Regions from separate parts of the Mus musculus genome. Here region 1 is linked to region 2. The links are chromatin loops, found by intact Hi-C in ENCODE. Cell type or tissue: left cerebral cortex. All regions are shown on one strand. Links, peaks and the distances in the headings refer to the core of each region. The heading gives the core; the rest is flanking DNA. Region 1 holds the start of C330016L05Rik (a long non-coding RNA gene). Region 2 holds the start of Gm39280 (a long non-coding RNA gene).

The links. A loop is a pair of places that touch in the nucleus more often than their neighbours do. Peaks named below come from ENCODE experiments on the same cell type or tissue, not always from the same donor. Only the 100,000 strongest peaks of a DNase experiment are listed, where the experiment ranks them.
Region 1: a loop joins it to region 2, with 3 times the contacts of the local background. A loop is called at or near these places in 4 of 42 quality-filtered maps.

Annotation. Positions count from the first base shown.
Region 1 is chr8:124,457,609-124,468,282 of GRCm38, reverse strand. It overlaps C330016L05Rik (a long non-coding RNA gene), which reads left to right and starts at 8,183. Exons shown (of 3, transcript XR_879349.1): 1 at 8,183-8,658. Gm30209 (a long non-coding RNA gene) reads left to right here and starts at 46. Exons shown (of 3, transcript XR_388195.2): 1 at 46-77; 2 at 2,750-2,793; 3 at 7,440-7,573. In left cerebral cortex, for the core only: CTCF peaks have their summits at 4,979 and 5,828; DNase peaks (open chromatin) are centred at 4,923, 5,322, 5,885, 7,421 and 1 more place; H3K27ac peaks cover 3,085 bases.
Region 2 is chr8:124,508,781-124,519,454 of GRCm38, reverse strand. It overlaps Gm39280 (a long non-coding RNA gene), which reads left to right and starts at 7,168. Exons shown (of 3, transcript XR_879351.3): 1 at 7,168-7,278; 2 at 8,973-9,118. In left cerebral cortex, for the core only: a CTCF peak has its summit at 4,389; DNase peaks (open chromatin) are centred at 2,749, 3,185, 4,181, 4,339 and 1 more place; H3K27ac peaks cover 2,828 bases.

The sequences.
Region 1 (10,674 bases), core at 1,841-9,840, 52 kb after region 2:
TCCTCTGTCCATCAGCTCTCCCATCCCCACTCTCAGCTAACTGTGACCGAATGCGTGATTCCGTGAGAGCCGCTCAGGTGAGTCTGATCGCTATGAAACTTTGAGGTGCCATTGAGCATCAGCTCTGAGCCACTCTCTGTGCCTGGGGCCGCTTACTGCAGACCGCTAGATAAGCAGAGCAGTGAGGACTGTCCCAATTGACTGTTTGCTTTCTTCACGACATGAGGGGATAATGTACATTTTTAATTACCGGCATCTTACATTCGAGGAAATCCCATTATGGCTTGTCTTATTTCACAGGGCTGCTGTGAGAATTAAATCTCGGCACTAATATAACCACTCGCTCCTTACTCTCAGGATCTGTGCGCGCAGGCGTCCTGCTGCAGGAGAGTTAGTTCTACAGCTTTGTTCTCTCCCCCTCAGGTCCTCCTCTCTTCGCCTTCTCCTTCCTGACAGAAGGTCCCAGCCTCCCCTCCTCTTGCTATTTAGTTTTTGTTTTTTGTTTTTGTTTTTGTTTTTGTTTTCTCTCTGCACCTGCGTTTCCTTTTCTCAGTTAAAAAGGGAGGCTGTCAGGTGCGGGAGTGTGTGGCTTCTGAAGAAAGTCGCATTTCCTTCAAACACCTACATTTGGTTGGCACCGGCCTTCTTTGTTCACGTGGAAACAGCCACCTGCCTGAGATCCCGGGTGCTCAGGTGGGGTTTGTTCAGTTGAAGCGATTCATGAGTTCTTCCTCGGTGACTGTGTAGCTCTGCTCCAGATGCCTCTGGCAGACAGCACAGCCAAGGTGAGGCTACATCTCCAGACGCTGGTGGCTTCAGGGCTGTGTGTGACACTGTCATCTCCCCCAAGGGACCTGTACTCATCACAGGGCCTGCGTAACCAAGCCTAATGGATCTCTTGGAGTTAAGCATCAACCAAGGCAAGCCTACTGTATCCTAGCTAAACCACACCCACAGCTAAAGATAACGGGATGGCTTTTCTTATTTATTTTTATTGAATATTTAAGAAAATTATGTGAGGTTGTAGTGGTACTTTTTAATCCCAGCCTTTGGGAGGCAGAGGCAGGCATATCTCTGAGAGTTCAAGGCCAGCCTTTTGGATTTAATACATTCCAGTCCAGCCAGTGCTTTATGGTAAGGCCCTACTTTTAAAATAAAATGTATGTATGTGTATAGATTTCTTTTTTGTGTCTTTGTTTTTGTGTTTAGATTTCTGTATGCAGTCATTCATGCAACCACAAGAGAGCATCATATTTCTCTGGAGCTAAGTTAAGGGATTTGTGAGTGGCCCAACAAAGGTTCAGGAGACTAAATCAGGCCCTTTGCAGGAGCTGTTTGCATTCTTAATTACTGAGCAACTCTTAGTTGCTCTCCACTCTTTTTCTTAGTTTTTAAATCATGTCTTCTAAAATAAAATTTTTTTACTGAGGTCTGGGTCTGGAGTTCAGTTAGTAGAGAGAGTTTGGCTGGGATGCAGGAAGCCCTGGATAGGTCCCAGCTCTACACAAACTAGACACAATAGCACAGTCCTGAAACCCTGGTCTTCAGGAAGTGGAGGCAGGAGGATTAGAAGTTTAAGGTTAGCTCTGGCTATGTAGCAAGTTTGAGGCCAGCCTGGGCTATGTGAGACTTTATCTCAAAAACACCTATTTAATTGTAACAGGTTTATTATGATGCCCACATTGCATTGCACACAGTTTGACAAGCTGTATGGCAGTTCTACTACAGTAACCAAATGTCCATAGCCACAGCCAGATGGCAGCTGGCCTGGCCTTGTCACTGGCCAGCAAGTATGGCCTCTTGTGAACTCGCTTCCCACACACAGGAGCTCACCTCTCTCAGTCCTTCACACAACCCTGTGCGTAGCTTCTCACCCTCCATCTTGTTGTGAGACTGCCTGTGCCATGTCTGACAGAGCTTGTTCTTCACCATGGGTGTGGCCCACTGAGAGATGCTGATGTCCATCCAAGTGGTTTCCAGGTCATGGGTGTGGTGGACACACTGCTCTGAGTAGCCCCCTGCTTGGTGGACTACTGAGGACCAGGAGAGTAATCGGCCCTAACTCAGGACAGCGCTCCTGTGCTTAGGACCCTCTTGATTTTGCTCCTGTGTCTTTTCTATTTGACAACAAGCCCCAATCCTCTGTGGCAAAGCTGTGACTCTTAAGTACAGCTCGTGGTGGTGAATCTGTGAGTCAGGCTAGGAAATTCAGTATTGAATCTGAGGGGGTCCTGGGAGCCCCCAGACTTGCAGCTGCTGGTTGGGTAAAGGGGGAGTCTAAGACTGTACCTGAAGAGGGAACAGTCTTACACAGGATGGGACCTTTAGCTCACCTGATGAGGATGTCAGAGTTTAGAGTAATCCAACATTAGCTCCCTTTATTAGGGAGCTAGTCAGTGGAGACCATTGCCAGCATCATGCAGAGGCTATGGAAACCAGTGACGTAGTCAGTGCTCTCCTCAAGGGTCTTGGTAAGTGAGAGTCCAGGCACCCACAGTGCCCCCTGGGAAGGGCTTTCTGAGTTGGACAGGAAGTGACTAGCCAGAACATGGCTCCTACATGGGCAGGGATGTAGCCATTCCTGGGTCTGGTGGCTTTGTCCTCCTCAGAAGCTCTCTCTCTCCTTGAGTTTTGGACAGATGTCCTCTTGTTTATTTGGATCACATTTTTGCTGGGAGGTGGATCCGGTGGGTAGGAGGTCCTCAGGAATGATGTTTGCTCTGTCACCCTTTGTGCTGCGGTCACACAGGAAACTGGTGCTTTTAGACCCTCAGCCCCAGTCTGCAAAGAAGGGTAAGAATGAGCGGAAGAGTCACATGTCCCTGGGAGAAAGGAGTTTATAATAAGTTTTTAAGTTTGTGTGTCTGTGTGTGCATGTGTGTGTGTATACATGTGTGTGCATATGTGTGAGTACATGTGTACATGTGTGTGCATGTGTGTGCATGCATGTGTATATGTGTGTGCATATGCATGCATGTGTGTATGTGTGTACATGTATGTGTGTGCATATGCATGCATGTGTGTATGTATGTACATGTGTGTATGTGTGTGCATGTGTGTATGCATGTGTGTATTCATGTGCATATGCATGCATGTGTGTATTGTGTGCATGTGTGTTCATGCATGTGTCAAATGTCATTCTCAAGAACACAGCCCACCTCCTTTGAGACAGGGGCTCTCATTGGTCTGGATCTGGTCTATTAGGCTAGACTAGCTGGCCAGTGGGCCCCACAGGTCTTACTGTCTCCATTTTCCTAGGCTAGGATCACCTTGCCTGGCTTTTTACCTGGGCTATAGGGGTTGAACTCAGGTACTCACGCTTGCAAGATAAGCACCTCACCAATGGAGCCATATCCCAGCCCCAAGTTACATCACACATACAGAGGCCATGGGGAGAAGATGAGAGGAGGAGACAGGACTGTGTGAAGATGGCCCCACCCCAGTTCCGGGAGAGCAGCTGAGCAATTGGGAACAAAGGCTCCCTAAATAGAGACAAGATTTCACACCTATGTGCTAGAGATTTTTAGAAAAAGTTCTAGAAAGGACTAGTCACTGTGTGTAGTCTTCCTGGAATTATTTTTTCAAAGCTTATTGGCTGGTACCCTGGGGTCTCTGATTTCTCAGCTAAGTTCCCCTTAGAGCCTCAAGAGGCTCAGAGACCTCTGGAGAGGGAGACTAGAGCTTGGAGGATTCCTACTGTTTCTTCAAACTGACCAAGCCTAACTTAGGGGAGGGAAACTCTTTAAAAACCCCAGCCCATGAGAACAGACTTGATGTTTCAGTTTCCTGAGTATGGTGTGTGTGTGTGTGTGTGTGTGTGTGTGTGTGTGTGTGTGTGTGTATGTCTCCTCATTCCCAATAAATGTCTTTCTTCAACTGTTGGTTCTGTCTGTCTGCTGCTGTACACTGCTGCCTGTTGTTGCCTGCTGCTGTCTGCGGAGCTTGTGATTTCCCTGCTGCTGCCGAATGTACTCCACAATTTTCCTGGCTCTTAATTCTTTAACTGGCAGAGAAAAGGAGCCCCACCATGACTCCTAGATAGTTACATGTTGGGGTTAGGACAGAATTTCCAGTGATTTCTGAAATAGCCCTACTGTGCTTCTGCCATTTTGCATCACATGTTCACATGAAGTGTCACTCAGCATTGGTAATTCTAAAATCAAAATATTGGTGAACTCTGAAAACCATGGAAGATGTTTCTGTGTCCTGCACATCAAATATTCAACCAGGATTCATGCAAAAGCTCACAAGCACACGCATCTCATAGGACCGCAGTGCTGCCACCCCTAATACATGGTGGAGTTGCATGTATACCATATAATTATTGAAAATAATCTTATAAGTTATTATATCAATAAGTGTTTGGTTTGTATACTTTGTATGACTGAGTGAGATACTGATTTTACCAGGGTTTGACTTCAGATTTAGGTCAAGGCCATTGAGTGGAGAAGGTCAGGAGGAAGCTACAGCCCCAGCTACATCTCAGCTTGGCCAGACGTACCCAGGTTCGTCTCCAAAGCTGAGGGCAGTTTGGGACTCTTCCCTTAATGACCCAGAGAGGAAGCACACTGGGCCTTGATGAAGACTTTAATGTGCTTTGGGAAACCAGGGTCACAGATCTGTTCACACCACTCCCTGAGCCCCAGCACATCCAGGATGTCCCACCTGGTCCAATGCCCTCCTGCAGACCCACCTTACCTGCTGGGCTTGCTACTAAGACAGTAGAGTCTTCCACATAATAGCCAGCATCCCCAAGGGTGCCACAAAGACACTGTGTGTGTACAGAGAGAGAAATGGCCATGTATTCTCAGGATGACAGTCCAAGCTCAGAAGCCAGATTGGCTTGTGAAGTTTCCTGGCTTCCCCCAAGACTTTGAAAAGTAGCAACCAATATATAATCCCTCAGAACACAATTTCCCTGGCAACCAGAGCAAAGCTCTTCCCTCCTGTGGGGAAGTTAAAAATAACACACGCTCAGGCCACGGCTGGCTACTAACTCACATCTCCAATTACCTCCTGCACTGTCCCCTGGCTGCAGCAGACGCCCAGCTCCCTTGCGTCTCATCCATCACCAAGACAGCCTTGTCAGGACTTGGGGTCCTCACCTGCATACCCTTGTGGAGACCACCTCACTCCCTGCAGGAGAAAAGCTGGAGTCTGATTGTTAGTGGAGGGGTGGTGTATGTGTGTGCATGTGCATGTGTGTGTGTGTGTGTGTGTGTGCTTCTTGAATTCATAGATCATCCCTGGTTTCAAATCTTGCGAACCCCATTTCATACTACAGCCTCCCTTCCACCTTGAAAATCTGAGCTCTTCAAATAACACATTTCTGGGTTACTGGATCATGCAAGTGCAAACCGAGTCAGAACCCAGCGTCTCTCATGGGGCACAAAGCCTGTGTTCTGCCAGTCGGCTGCATTCAGACCCCTCTCAGCCCTTCTCTGTGCAGCAACAATGTTTCAGTCAGTAGCAACCTTCAGAACTCTCAGATGAGACCATTTTCTTCTTCCTCCCTCTGTCCCTCCCCCTGTCCTTCCCTCTGTTTGGTCCCCACTTCCTTCTTCCTTCCAATATGACTAACACAAACACAGGATTTTCAACAGTTATCTCAGTGAGCTTTGCCACTGTATAAGCAGGGCAGAATATAGAACATGTCCCATCCTCTCTAGAAAGTTCTCTCATGGATTTTCTACCTTTTGTGGAAGAACACGGGGCAGATAAGTTCAACATGGTGTATTCAAATATAGCAGGAACGGCGGGGCCGCCTCTATGCGGACGCTGGGTGCCATGCAGCTGCAAAAGCATCTCCTGCAGGAGGACCTAATTGAGGACTGCCTGAGAGACCAAGAATTGCTGGTGCAAATAATGCCAACCAATCAAGAATTGCTGTCTAGAATAGATACTGTCTTTGGCCCAGTGGGGGCGTGGGTGGAAGGTATTAAAGGAGCTTGCAGCAGTGCTCAGATGAGCTTGCTACGATGTTTCTCACCTGCTCCCAGAGTCTGTGTCATTGACTCTGTACCAACTCACCCCCAAGCCCCGAGAACAGGTAGGGTTGGACAGAGAGCTACCCAGGGCACAGGCAATGCTCAAACATTAAAAAAAAAAAAATCTTAAGTTTCTCGTGGGGGAAATCAAGGAGGTGAAAAACATGAGCTGGGCTCGCTGACACATCTATAATTCCAGCCTGGGAAGTGGAGGCCAAAGGATGGGGCATTCCTGGCCAGTCTAGCTCTCTCAGTTTGCACTTGCATTATCCAGTAACCCAGAAATGTGTTATTTGAAGAACTGAGATTTTCACAGTGGAAAGGAGGTTCTGGTATGAAATGGGGTTTGCAAGGAAAATTCCTACAAGATTTGAGGCCAGAGATGACCTAAGACCTGTCCCAAAAAGCAATAGGCCAACGATAACAACATAGACATTTATGGAACTAGAGAGGTGGCTCAGCGCTTGTTGATGGCTAAGAGCGCATGCACAGGACCTGGGTTCAATGTTCAGCACCCACATGGTGCCTCACCACCATCCATAACTCCAGTTTCAGGGGTGTGATTGCCTCGTCTGGCCTCTTTGGACACCAAGAAGACACCTGGTACACAGACATATTCAGACAAAACCCTCATACACCTAAAATAAACAAGTCTTTTGTGAAAAGGCTTTCCTGGATAAACTTTATCTTTCAATTATTGTAAGCCACTTATTTCGGATATTATCCTCTATTTTAATATTGTTAAAGATTGCATCCTTCAACAGTAACAGTGCGGCTCTTATGCTAATAAGAAACAAATGCACACCAAAGGGTTTATTTTGTGTTCTCTTTAATCTGAGAAACAATAGCAGGTCACAACTCATTAGAAGGAAAGCTCCCAAGAGCGTACACACACAGAGCCAACGAGCGACGTCAGCACGAATCGCTTAATAAATGAAAAACTGGCTCCTTTTGTGGTGGCAAAGGAATCAATTATGCTTCCCCTGGGGGGAAATGTCATCGTCCTGGTTAAACCTGTGTGTTTTAGATGTGATGAGAAAGAAGCTCAGCTCAGACCTGTGACCCCAGCGCTGAGAGGCGGAGGCAGTTCCAGATCAGCCCGGGTACAGTGGGAGACCCCCCACTCCCTGCCCCCTAGACAGTGGAAATAAGTTTGATCTAGTGGTAATAAACCAGGGAACCATGTAGATTTTTCTATTCAGCTAAAGATAGCCCCTTTTGGGGTACAGGGAAGGTGTCTCTTTAGGGGGAATCTCAGAGAATCCCACTTTATTACTTAGAAGTACAAAACCGAGAGAATGAACCTATATTACAGGGGGTTTATTAGATTGGCTTACACAGCATTAGCTGGGCAGTCCAGGGACAGCTGGTGCATGCTAGGGACACAGAGAAGTAGGCTTGCTGCTCAGCCCAATGCCAGATGCTTTAGCAGCTCCAATCTGTCCGTGAAAGCCTGGAGGGGAGATGCCAGGACAGCCACTGTTGTGCAGTCCACACTGGAGGACCGGGACAGCTGTGTTCAGTTGTCAGGGAAGGAATGCAACTGCACTGGCCATCAACAGAGTTGACATACAACCAGCAAGCAAAAGTGGGTAAGCTTTTCTGGGACTCGAAGGGTCTTCCCCTATTGCTTAATCCTATCTGGAACCCACCCCCACCCCCACCCCCACCCCCAAGACCCACCCAGCATGCCTCTTGGTTTCTTCTAGATCCATCTTCTAGATGATGATACCCATCATACCCTTCAAGGTCTTGATGCTCTGGCGTAGGGGTGGAAGGCAGGAAAGTGGCCATGACCTTCCAGCTCCTGCCTCCTCTCAGTTGCTACTGCACCATGTTTAGGAGTAATGTGCTTTAAAATATGATTTTTTTGTTGCTAATATATTACATTGGTACAGTAATTTACTACAATGTAACAACCAATATCAATATGTTATTATGGGTTAAAGTCTGTAATTTATCCTGATTCCCTCAGTGTCTCCTTTAACTGTTTTGGGACCTTCTCTACCCCAACCTTCTGCACAGGACAAAACCTCTGTCACCACAATGTTATGGTCATATATTACTACTGTTAAGCAATATTCCTTTGTATCATGGTCGGTTTGATTTTATTTGGAGATTTGTCTGTTTTATGTATATGGGTGTTTTTCCTACATGTATGCGCACCGTGTTTGTACCTGGTGCCCATGGAAGCTAGAAGAGGGCATCAATTCCCCTAAAGCTGGGTTTACAGACTTCTGCGAGTCACCACGTGGGTGCTAGGAATTGAATCCAGGTTCTCTGGAAGAGCCGTCAGTGCTCACAGCGGGCTGAGCCATCTCCCCAGCCCTTGAGATTGTTTTCAACGGTAACTTGCCACAAATTGGAATCACCGGGATAGGGAGATCACCTGAAGAAGAGTCCGGATTGCCTGGGCCGAGTGAGAAGACCCACCTGAATGTGGGCGGTGCCTTCTGGTAGGTGGAAGGGGCGTGGCGGAGAAAGATCACCTGACCTTTGTACTTGGCCATTGCTGCCGCGTCTGCTCCTAACTCCTTTGCTGACACCAGATCAAGCATTTCCTGGCTTTCCTGGGAGACTAGGAACCGGAGGTTCTCTGAGGACCTTCTGAGCTGCCACAGCACACTGGGACTACTGGACACCCAGTCTCAAGCACCATGTAACTAATGAGGTATCTTAGTTTTTTTTTTTTGTTTTTGTTTTTTTTTTTAAAGCTGTGTTGAGGGTCAATATGCAGATGTCCAGATCGATTGTGTATTGCCCATATCAAAAATCAATGTGCACAGTGATTGTTATCAGTAGGAGTTTTACTACTATCACTTGTTTTAGTGCTGGGGATGGAAGCCAGAGCTGGGCGAGCTCTACTGAGCTGCACTGAGCCTCATTCCCAGCCCTGCCTACAATTGCTAATACAAGAAAGAAGTTTCCACTCTTCTACACAGTCAGTCGTGTGACTTTTCATCTTGAACGTGAGGCCAATCTTCCTGAAGATGCCAGAATAAGAAAGAAGCTGGGGCTGGAGAGATGGCTCAGCAGTTAAGAGCACTGACTGCTCTTCCAGAGGTCCCGAGTTCAATTCCCAGCAACCACATGGCGGCTCACAACCATTTGTAATAGGATCCGATGCCCTCTTCTGGTGTGTCTGAAGACAGCCACAGTATACTCATATACATAAAATAAATCTTTAAAAAAAAGAAAAGAAAATATTAAAAGTAGAAAATAATAATAATTATTATTCTATCTAAGCCAACAGTGGAACAGAGCTCATGTGACCCTCACAAGAATGATCTATGGCTCTGTTCTGCAATGGCCTCCCTTGATCACCAGCAGGGCTGGGAAGGCTGCAGGCTTCCTGTGTTTCCTCTCGGGCACTCCCCTTTGCTCTCTTTCCATGACTCCTGTGATGCCCACCACTGGGCTTTCCTCATGTCGTCGTGTCCCAGATAATAGATGTGATGGCCTGATGGGCACCATCAGCGAAGCTGGACTGAGGTACCAGAGACCCCTGAGTTCACAGACCAGAGGCAGCTTATAACAACCAGCTTTGGGAACGGCTGGTGGTCCAGGGTCTCTACCTGCTGGCCATGGAAACAATAGGCGCATGCGCTCTCTGTCTCAAGGTGGGCGTGGCACAAATAGGCCAGCTTAGGTTTCTCCTTGGCAAAATGATCGGAGGCTTCTCCCTCCACTATCACCCTGCTAATAAATATCTCACAACAGCTCACTAATGATCGACTGGAGCGTGAAGGAATGGCTGAATGTACATAAGTGTCTGGCTCAGAGCATGTTCCTGTCTTAAACGCTGCCACCCATTCCTGGACTCATAATTCCAAAACGGAGCAGACGTTCCAGACTGTTCTTGCCCTTTGCGCCATGGATGAACGTGGATGTAATTCACAGGAGCTTCCCAGGAGAGTCAAGAGCGAAAGAGGGAGACGGGGAGGAAGGACAGAAAGGGACTGTCCTTGGGGTCTGTCTAGGCATGGGATTTTCAGGATCCTAATCTCCCATTTATGAAAGTCCCTTAATCATGATGATGACTATGAATAGGTATGACATAGATAATATGTTGATAGATATGGATGATTGGTGCATAGACAGATGATAGATATATAGAGATATTATATACTGATGATAGATAAATTGATAGCTATAAACAGATGATTGATTATATAAATATCTCATATATAAATATAGACAAATAATAGCCGGTAGTTAAATAGTTAAATGACAGCTATGTATATGTAATGGCTATAGATGTAGATAAATGACAGGTAGATGATCGATATTGATAGGTGATAGATGATGGGGGATAGATGGCCATTGGAGCGTTATGCCTCATGATCAAACATCATTCGCCCAGGATCATGTTCACCACATCTTCTATTGTACAGCAGAGTAAAATTAACTTATTTCCAAACTGTAAACCCAACAATTTGGACTGAGCCTTTCTTCCATGCTGTGAGAGGCTCAGGGGACACGGGCTATCATGTGACATGCACCAATGGCTGTTCTGGGAATGAGAGAAAATGGCCTCTGATAATTATACAGTATAGCTGGTCGTATTTGTGGGTGTATGATGGAGTGAGCCACACCACATCTACCCTGGGTACCCCCACATCACACCCTGGGTACCCCCACATCACACCCTGGGTACCCCTACATCACACCCTGGGTACCGCCAACA
Region 2 (10,674 bases), core at 780-8,779:
TTGTTGAAGCCATAGAAACCCTAACTAAGACATGGTGTTTTGTTGCAGCCATAGTTAGCCTGGTACCCTAACTGAGACAAATTGGTACCGGGAATGGGGTATTGCTGTGACAGACCTGACTTCAGTGATGTTTTGGGGAGGATTGTGGGAGGACTTTGGAACTTTGTGCTAGAAGAATCATTGAATATTAAGAGCTCAGTGGAATGTTCTGTAGACGCTTGGAAGATAAGAATGGTGAAAGCAGGCAGAAGATGGAGGGGTCTGGCTGGTGAAGTTTCAGAAGGAAGTTTAAAGACTATCAGGGCTGTTGGCGACTTTGATTTAAGTCTATGGTTCTGGTTAGCTAGGGCTGAAGAATCAGCTATGATTAATAAGATACCAGAACTACCGAAGTGAAACCTTTCTGACTGGGACTATTGATGCTGGTTATCTGGAGTTAAGAAATCAGTGATGATTAAGAAGAGACCAGTATCCCTGAGGTGAAAGTTTTTGGGAAGCATTTTCTGAGAGCACAGAGAAGCTGTGTTCTAGAGGTGGCCAAGGTCGTACCGTACCTCATGCTGGCAGTTGGATTTGGTAATGTATAGGAGTCACTCAGGTGGTACTGGTTTTAAAGACATGAAGGGGTCATGGAGAGCAGCTGAGGCTTAGCATTGTGAGAGGCCAGGAGAGGCCATTATTGAAGGTGTAGCATCAGTGGCAGTTGAAGTTGAGACTTGGAACCATGAGGTACCAACAGGTTATTGGTCAAAATACAGCCCAGTTATAGCAGAGACCCCAGCATTTTGGAGATGCCAGTACCATGGAAGGACAACCAAGAACAGCAGCAGCAGTGGAGTGGAGCCAGCCAAAACCTACAAGACAGTGTGTGTGTGTGTGTGTGTGTGTGTGTGTGTGTGTGTGTGTTACAGAGGACAGAGCTGGAGGAGCTAACCAAGCCACTTGGGGGAGTCCAGAAAATCGTGATTGGATCCCAGACATGGTACAATTGGAGTTTAATTTTGCTTTGTTTTGATTATGACTGATTTTTTCCCCTTGAAGTAAGAAAGTGTTTTACTGGAGACCACAGTGGAGAGACTTGGAATTTTAGAAGACTTTGAATTTTAAAAGAGATCAGATATTTTAAAGGGACTGAAGTCTTAATGTTGGAATTTGTGAAGACTGCGGGACATTTAAAGTTATTTATGTTTTCAATGTGAGATCCTGGGGATGAATAATAAATGAAGGGTCGTGGCTTAGTGATGTGTATCAAGTTGAAAAGGGGTCAGCTGGTTTTGTGTCAACCTGACCCAAGCTAGAGTCACCAGTGAGAAACGAGCCTCATCTGAGGAAATGCCTCCGTGAGATCCAGCTCTAAGGCATTGTCTCAATTAGTGATCAGTGGGGCCCAGCCCATTATGAGCAGTGCCATCCCTGGGCTGGTGGTCCTGGGTTCTAAAAGAAAACAGGCTGAGCAAGCCATGAGAAACAAGCCAGTAAGCAGCACCCTCCATGGCCTCCGCATCAGCTCCTGCCTCCAGGTTTCTGTCCTGTCTGAGTTCCTACCCTGACTTTCTTTGATGATAAACTGTTATACCGAGCTGTGAGTGACATACACCATTTTCTCCCCAAGATTTTTTTTTGGTCATGGTGTTTCATTGCAGCAATAGAAACCCTAACTAAAACAAATGACAGAGGAGAGTGGACCAGGGTCCTGGCGTCTGTTCTCTCCCCAGAATTTGGTAGGGAGCAGCCTAGAACCCATCACATGGACTGTCATTCTGTCTCAACACAACACCCCAGCAGGAGCAGCAGATCAACTTTGGTGCTTAAGAATCCCGACGGCAGCGGGAGAGGATGGAGACAAGACCTGCCCAAGAGCATGGTCTTGACATCCACTCAGCCGACACTTGACTGGCATGACCATTCTCTGCCGTGTTACACAGTGCATACGGCACCTCCTCAGAGGTTGGTGGACAGCCCTCTCCAGAGCTGCCTGCAACTCTGCTGTTTGTCCTTATTCCTCTTGCCTGTGAGCAGCTATGAGGTGGCCATGCCAGCCTCCCACTTCCTGGTACCTACTCTTTACATCTCTTTCTTCATATTTAAGTGCGTGGTTAATTCTAGATTTGCAATCTCCTACCAGACCCGCCTCCAGGCCTGTCTGTGGCAGTTTCCAGAGACATTTAACTGAGGTTCAGCCACCCCGAGGGAATAGTGAGTGGCACCATTCATCTCTCTCTGCTTCCTGACTGTGGATGTCATGTGACAGCTGCTCTAGGCTCCTGCCGCCCTACCTTCCCTGTCAAGATGGGCTGAACACTCAAAGCTCCTCCTTTAGTTATTTATTATTTCATATTTGGCCACAGCAACAAGAAGATTAATGAACACAACACAATCTCTAGTAATAGTGAGGCCTCTCTCATTGCACTTGAAGAAAGAGTAATTAGGACACAAATAGGAAGTTAACCGAGCAGTGGCAACCCAGTAAGTGGCTGACATTTCTCTCATGTCTCCTGTCCCATCTCTGATCTACATCATTCCTCAGGAGACTTTATGCTGACCCATTTCCTGTCTTGATAGGTCTCCTCTGCTCCTCGGTCTCTTCCTCTCTTACGAAGCACGCACCTGCTACTTGATTTCTATGTAAACAGCCACCCTGTTTTGACTTGCCATCTCTGGAAAATTCTTGGTTCCCTACTTCCAGTGGTATTGTGACAAGTCCCATTTCTTTCTTCCCACTCTGCCCTATTTATAGGCTTCCCGTTTTTGGCAGGTTTGCGACTGAACACTCAAAAACTGCAAAGTGAAATATCACACTCAGGAAACTCATGTGGGCATTTTCTTTGGCCATGACCACACAGAACGAACTCAGAGGCTGGCTCACTGCTGATGACAAAGGATTTTCCAATTTTAAAGGGATTGTTTACCCACCCCCAAAGACTGAGTGTGTAGCCTGACCTCAATATCCTTAGAGGAAATCAGGCAAAGTGGGGTGTCATAGTTAGGGTTTTACTGCTGTGAACAGACACCATGACCAAGGTGAGTTTTATAAGGACAACATTTAATTGGGGCTGGCTTACAGGGTCAGAAGTTCAGTCCATTATCGTTATGGTGGGAAGCATGGTAGCATGCAGGCAGACATAGTGCTGGAGGAGCTGAGAGTTCTACATCTTGATATGAAGGCAGCTGGAAGGAGACTGGATGTGTTTCACGTTGAGCACATGTTGAGCATTTAAAACCTCAAAGCCCCACCTCCAGAGACACTCTTTATCTAACAAGGCTACATCTCCTCCAATAAGGCCACACCTCCTAATATGCCACTCCCTATGGCCAAGAATTTAAACACATGAATCTATGGGGGCCATACCTATTCACCACCACATGGGGTTGTTATGGGGAGGACGATCACTCTCAGCTCCCATGTCTACAAAGACTTGGGGAGCTTGTGAGGATGCATCCAATTCCTTTGTTAAAAGTCTTTCTTGGATCCTACCAGGTCTTCAACCAATTCAAGCACTGGGGATTAAATGAAGGCTCCCATGAACTTATGTGCTGTATCACCAAACTATCTATAGCCTCAGTCTTTTCTTTTAAAGTAGTTTATTTTTAATTGTGACTGTATGTGTGTACACATGAGTACAGGTATCCTCTGACTGAGGCCAGAGACATCAGATCTACGTGGAGCTGGAATTACAGAGTGTCATGAGCTGTCTGACTTGGCCCCTGGAACTGAACTTGGGTCCTCTGCAAGAGAAGTATACATTCTTAGTTACTAGTCTATTCTCCAACTCCTCCAAAAACCTTTTTAGTTTTTTATTTTGAAACAAAGTTGCACTAACTTCCCCAGGCCAACCATGAACTCACTATGTAGCAAAGGTGTCCTGGAACTTGTGATCTTCCTGCCCCAGCCTCCCAAGTAGCTGGGGTTGCAGGCTGTTCGTCCTTAGACTTGGCTTGACCCTGTATGTTTCCCCAGTAACTCCTGTGTCTCTCTGCCCTCCTTCATTCGCAGGACAGCTGCTGAAATAGGCTGTAGTGCCCATGCTGAGCTATCCCTGCAAGCTCCCTGAAGAATATTGTGCAGAGATACATTTGCGTGAGCCCCACTTCAGAGCTTCTGGTTCTATGTGCGGTTGTCAGGAAAACTGGCAGAGATGAGGTTGGGTGCTTGTGTGGTAGTACATACTTGTTAGTTTCAGTACTCAGGAGTTTGAGGCAGGAAAACTGGGAGTCAGAGTTACATAGTGAATTCGAGTTCAGCCTGGATTTGCAGAGAAAAACCTTGAAACAAAAATAAATAAATCATAAACTAACAAAACAAGTCTCTGCCCAGAGAACAAGCAGAGTGAGGGTCTCCCCAGCTCACGCCCTGGGCTGATACCAAAAGATGAATTGAGGCCACACTTTAGGTAAATGTCCTCTAGAGGACAATGTCAGTACTGGCAGTCCTTAATTCTGCATCTCTTTTCTTTTTAAGTGATAAAGGTTGTTGGTTTTTTTTTTTTTTTTTACTCCTTATTATTATTATCTTTAATCTTTTTTTTTCACAGTTCAGTCGTTATCCTCCTCTCGTTCTGCCCTCTGACAGTTCTTCATCCCATCCCTTCTCCCCTATCTCCAAGAGGATGTCCCCACCCCTCCCAACCTCTACCTCTCCTACTCCTTCACCCCACCAGCCCCCTCCATTCCCTGGGGCCTCAAGTCTCTCAAAGGTTAGGTGTTTCTTCTCTGCTGTATATGTGTCAGGGCCTCATATCAGCTGGTGTATGCTGCCTGGTTGGTGGATCAGTGTCTGAGAGATCTCAGGGGTCCAGGTTAATTGAGACTGCTGGTCTTCCTATGGGATCTCCCTCCTCATCAGCTTCTTCCAGCCTTTCCCTAATTCAACCACAGGGGCCCTGGACTTCAGACCAATGGTTGGGTGTAAGTATCTGTGTCTGTCTCAGTCAGATGCTTGTTGGGCCTCTCGGAAGGCCACCATGTCTGTAAGCACACCCTAACATCAGTAATAGTGTCAGGCCTTGGAGCCTCCCCTTGAGCAGGATCCCAATTTGGACCAGTCACAGGACTTCCTTTCCCTCAGTCTCTTCTCCATTTATGTCCCTGAAGTTCTTTTAGGCAGGGGCAATTCTGAGTCAGTTTTTGACTGTTAAACAAGTTCCCTCTCCCCATTATTATCCCCATTTCATCTAAGGTCCCTTCCTTTGAGTCCTGAGAGTCTCTCACCTCCTGGGTCTCTGGTACATTCTAGAGGGTCCCCCTACCTCCCACCTCCCAATATTTCCATTCATTCTGCTGGCCCTTTCCCCCCTGCCCCTCCTTCTCCACTGTCCCACTCAGTTCCCTCCCTCCCTCCCTACTGGGATTCAAGCATCCTCACTTGGTCCCTATGACTTGTTAACCTTTTTGAGTTCTGTGGATTTTATCTTGGGTGTTCTAAGCTCTTTTGGCTAATAGCCACTTACTAGTGAGTACATACCGTGCATATCCTTTTGGGTCTGAGATACCTCACTCAGGATGATATTTTCTAGTTCCATCCACTTGCCTGAAAAAAATCATGATGTCCTTGTTCTTAATAGCTGAATAGTATTCCATTGTGTAAATAAACCACATTTTCTTATCCATTCTTCTGTTGTGGGACATTTGGGTTGTTTCCAGCTTCAGGCTATCACAAATAAGGTTGCTATGAACATAGTGGAGCATGTGCCCTTGTGGCATGGTGGGGCATCTTTTAGGTATATGCCCACGAGTGCTATAGCTGGGTCTTCAGGTAGATCTATTTCCAATTTTTTGAGGAACCTCCAGATTGATTTCCAGAGTGGTTGTACCAGTTTGCAACCCCACCAGCAATGGAGGAGTGTTCCTCTTTCTTCACATTCTCTCCAGCAGCTGCTACCACCGAGTTTTTTTGATCTTAGAGATTCTGATTGGTGTAAGGTGGAATCTCAGGGTCATTTTGATTTGCATTTCCCTGATCACTAAGGACTTTGAACATTTCTTTAAGTGCTTTCTTGGTCATTCGAGATTCCTCTGTTGTGAATTCTCTGTTTAGTTCTATATCCCATTTTTTTTATTGGGTTGTTTGGTTTTTTTTGGGGGGGGGGGTAGCTTCTTGAGTTATATATTTTGGATATTAGCCCTCTATCAGGTGTGGGATTAGTGAAGATTTTTTCTGATCTGTAGGTTGGTGATTTGTCATATTGACAGTGTCCTTTGCTTTACAGAAGCTTTTCAGTTTCATGAGGTCCCATTTATCAATTCTTGATCTTGGATCCCGAGCCACTGGAGTTCTGTTTAGGAAAGTTCTCCCCATGCCCATTAGTTTGAGGCTCTTCCCCATTTTCTCTTCTATTAGATTCAGTGTGTGATCCCCATCAAAATTCCAACACAGTTCTTCAAAGACATGGAAAGAACAATTCTCAATTTCATACAGAAAAACAAAAAACCCAGGATAGCAAAAACAATTCTTAACAATAAAAGAACTTCACCAACCTAACCTCAAGCAATACAGAAAAAAAATAATAAGCAATAATGATAAAAACTGCATGGTATTGGTACAGAGACAGACAGATTGATCGTTGGGATAGAATTGAAGACTCAGAAATAAAACCACATACTTACTGACACTTGATCTTTGACAAAGAAGCCAAAAAAAAAAAAAAAGTACAGTGGACAAAAGAAAGCATCTTCAATAAATGGTGCTGGTCTAACTGGCTGGCTGTATGTAGAAAAATGAAAATAGATCCATATTTGTCTCCTTGCACAAAGCTCAAGTCCAAGTGGATCAAGGACCTCAACTTAAAAGCTTCTGCATATCTTATGGGTTCATATCGAAAGTTCGGTGGCAAATGTTGGAATGCTTTGATTCATGTGATGGGATAGTGGTCTTTTAAAATTAAAATGAATTTTTGTTTGTTTTGAGGGATTACCAAGTTATCGTGTTTTCATACAAAATAGAAAAAATACAAATAGCAATTTTGATTTATATTTTTCAGAGTCTGGTTGGTATAGTAAATGAACTCATTGGAATAGAGATTGTTCGTGTCTTTCAAAAATCCTAATCATACTAGGAACATTTTATCCCGGAGAAGTTATTTCTTTCAATATCATCTTGATAAAATAATATTTTCACTCTTGTGTTTGTTAACACTGATTGTCAACTTCTAGGAATCACCTAGGCAACAAAGCCCTGGGCATGCGAGGAGTTTCTGCATAAGATTTGGGGAGGTGGGAAGAGCACCCAACGAATGTGTGGTACCATCCTGTGGACTCGAGTCCCGGACTAAATAAAAAGAAGTAAGTGAGATGCTGAGCACCAGCATCAATGGGAAAGTAGCCAACAGCTTCTTTTAAAAGGTGGTGACTCCCCCACCTTGGGGTGAAAAGAACCCCCTTGGAGTGATTTCTTCCTTTCTCTGTTCTTGTGTCTAGACTGCCAGTGAGTCCTGTTAATGTTACTAACCAACAGGATCCAGCCTCACGGTTCTTCATAATTGCTAAATCTGAACCAATGTGTGGTGCTGAGGATTGAACCCAGGGTTTTATACATGCTGGGCAAATGTGTTACCGTTGAGATTTGGCCTCAGCCGAAATGTCACCAGACATTATCTTCTTGACCCAGGCACAGGTATCAGGCTTCTGTGTGGTGTTATTCTATAACAATTGTCTAACATCACTGGTAAACATGAGGTGGTCAAACCCAGTCTCTGAGTTCCAAACCCCAAATCATCTGTCCTAAGGAGAGGAGACAAGAGCTATGGACAGGAACTGTGCTTTTAGAATACATTTGTTCTTCATATGATAGGAGGCAGTCAGCACATAGACAGCGTAAATAGTTCTGTTTGTCCTGAGTTAATGCCTCTGTATATATCCCTGGTGGCACTGCAGGAGGATTTCAAGGCACAGTGGCCTTGGATTAAGCAAGAAGGAATATACAAACCCATCTGCACACAAAATAAGAAGCAATTATGAATGTGAAGTGCAGGAGACACATTGAACGAAGCCCCAGCCTGTGAACCTCAGAGCCATGGCTGACCACCTGACCAGGGGTCAAGAGTAACATGATTGGCATGATTGACAGCCTTTGTCCCCATCCATACAAAGCCTGCTGGCCGGAGGTGAGAAGAAAGGCAGTTTTTAGGGTGCTGGTACATTGCCATCTCAGATCTCCAGCTCTCTGAAATACAACTTAAGAATTTAATTCCTATCTTTGCTCATTGGTGTTTGTGGCAGTAAGCATCATGAACTCTAGGGTTGTGCATTGACTCAGCAATGACTCCGTTTTCCTAACAACACTCCATAGCTTCTGGCTCCACCCTGGGTGCTACCCCCCACCTCAGTCCCCGCTGGGGTCCTGCCTGAAGGCTTCCCTTGAGATTCACCTTCAGCTCTGGGTACTCAGACCTCTGGTTCTCATGTGCTGTTGCTGTGTAATAAATGGTCACCTTTAATGCATACTTGGGGTGGAAATTCCTGGTTTCTTTGGAAACTTGGTTGGGACATGTGATATTTTTCTTGACGCTGTCTTGGGAGAGGATGTTTTGCTGAAGCAGACACCTGAGAGGGCACGTGGCATTTTGGTAGAATAGACGCCTGAGAGGGCACATGCTGTTTAGGAAGAGTATAAATAGAACCCCACAGACAGCAAGAGGATGCTCTTGCAGTGCTACACCTTGCAACACTTCGCTGGTCTTCCCTGGTCTTCACTTCATAGAGCTAAACGCACCAAAGAACTTCTTGTGGTATTCCGGCCGATTCTTGCTACTTCCATGGACTTGGGCTGATTCGGTGGATTGGAATCGCCCCAAAGAACTAACTTCTAAACAGGCACACAAACCCACTGTCCTATTAAACCTTCTTTCCCCATTCCTTTGGTTGGTGGGCTAGAAGGGAGGTCGAAGCGTTTTAGAACCTTGTTAATATAGGTTTTGAGAAATCTAAGCTACACACACATAAATCTAAGCTACACACACATCCATGTCTTGTTCTAGTTGCTGTATATCAGGAGTCTTCACACAGCTTCACGGCTCACTCCACTCAGGAGCTCATGAGAGACAGAAGTGACTATATCACACACTGAACTGTGTCTTCATCTGCAGGTTCAGTCAAGGAAGACTCCACTTCCACCCACACCCAGGTATGTGTGGATCAGAATCTTTCTGGTTGTTCACTGGGGTCCACGTGCAGCCTCTAAGAGACCTGTAGTCCCTGCATTGAGTCCTCTCTGCTGTGGTGACAACTTGGCCCTGTCTTTTCTTCAAGGCTAGCTGGAGTGTTTCTCATCCAGTCAGCAGAGAGAATCCTAGTTGTCATCACATGCCCAGGTCTAAAAGCATCTTCACCTGGCTTGTTCCAGAAGCAGATGCTAGGTCCAGCTCATATTCAAAAGTTGTAACCCAGCCACCTTAGTGGATGGAGAGATGGCTCAGAGATTGAGAGAATTGTTGTGTGGTTCACACCTGCCTACAACTGCAGCTTCTGGGGGTCAGACACCCACCTCTGCCTCTGCTGATGCTGCACCTTTGTGTATACACATCTGAACAGACCCACAATGAAAAGACCGACTTAAAATGTCACCAGCACACCATTCCTACCTGCAGTATCCCAGGATTCTGACTGCTATCTTGACCGCTGTGGTTTATACTTTGCCCGGATATCCCCAGAACTTAGACTGGTACATTTAGCTACTGTGGTGGTTTGAATATGCTTGGCCCAGGGAGCAGCAATATTTGGAGGTGTGGCCTTGTTGGAGTAGGTGTGTCACAGCCCACTGTGGACGTGGGCTTTAAGAACCCTGTCCTAGCTGCCTGGAAGCCAGTCTTCTGCTAGCAGCCTTCAGAACAAGAGGTGGAACTCTCAGCTCCTCCTGCACCATGCCTGCCTGGATGCTGCCATGCTCCCACCATGATGATAATGGACTGAACCTCTGAACCTATAAGCCATCCCCAATTAAATGTTGTCCTTATAAGAGTTGCTTCAGTCATGGCGTCTCTTCACAGCAATGGAACCCTAACTGAGACAGCTACCCACTAATCCCCTTCATGTGGCTTCAAAACACGCCTCAGGCTTAACATACCACAAGCCAGAGCCCTGGCTTCCTCTTGTTATTCCTCCTCCTTTAGGCCTTCCTGTCTCAGTAAACAACTGCATTTCTCTAGCATCTCAGGGCCCCAAACCTTAAAACCACATCAGCCCTGCTCACCCCCACGCTTGCTCCTCCTCTCACATCCCCACAGATCCTGTGCTGTTGCTTTGGCACACAGCTGAAATCTCACCCCCCTCCTCCAATCTGCTTATCTACAGCCCTCATGCTGGCTCCGTTCAATGGTAAGGGTGGTGCCCACCCCCACCCACCCCCACCCCACCACACCTCAGAGTTTTGGCAAAGACTGGAGACATTTAGAATCAGTGCCACTGGAAGTCAAAGACGAGGGATGCTGGCTCAGGCCTCCTGAGGAAAAATTGCCTGACCCATAATTCCCATAGCACAGCATATGAGTAACATCCTAATGGCTCCTGCCCTCCAAGCCGGCCCTCCACAGGTAGACAGATGATAGGGCTAGAGACAGCATTCAGAAGTGCATGCTTACAGCCTTGGGTTTAATCTCCAGTACTGCAAAATAAAACAGAAAATATGATAGATAGATGATAGATAAAAGATAGCTGGATAAATAGATGGACAGATACATGGAC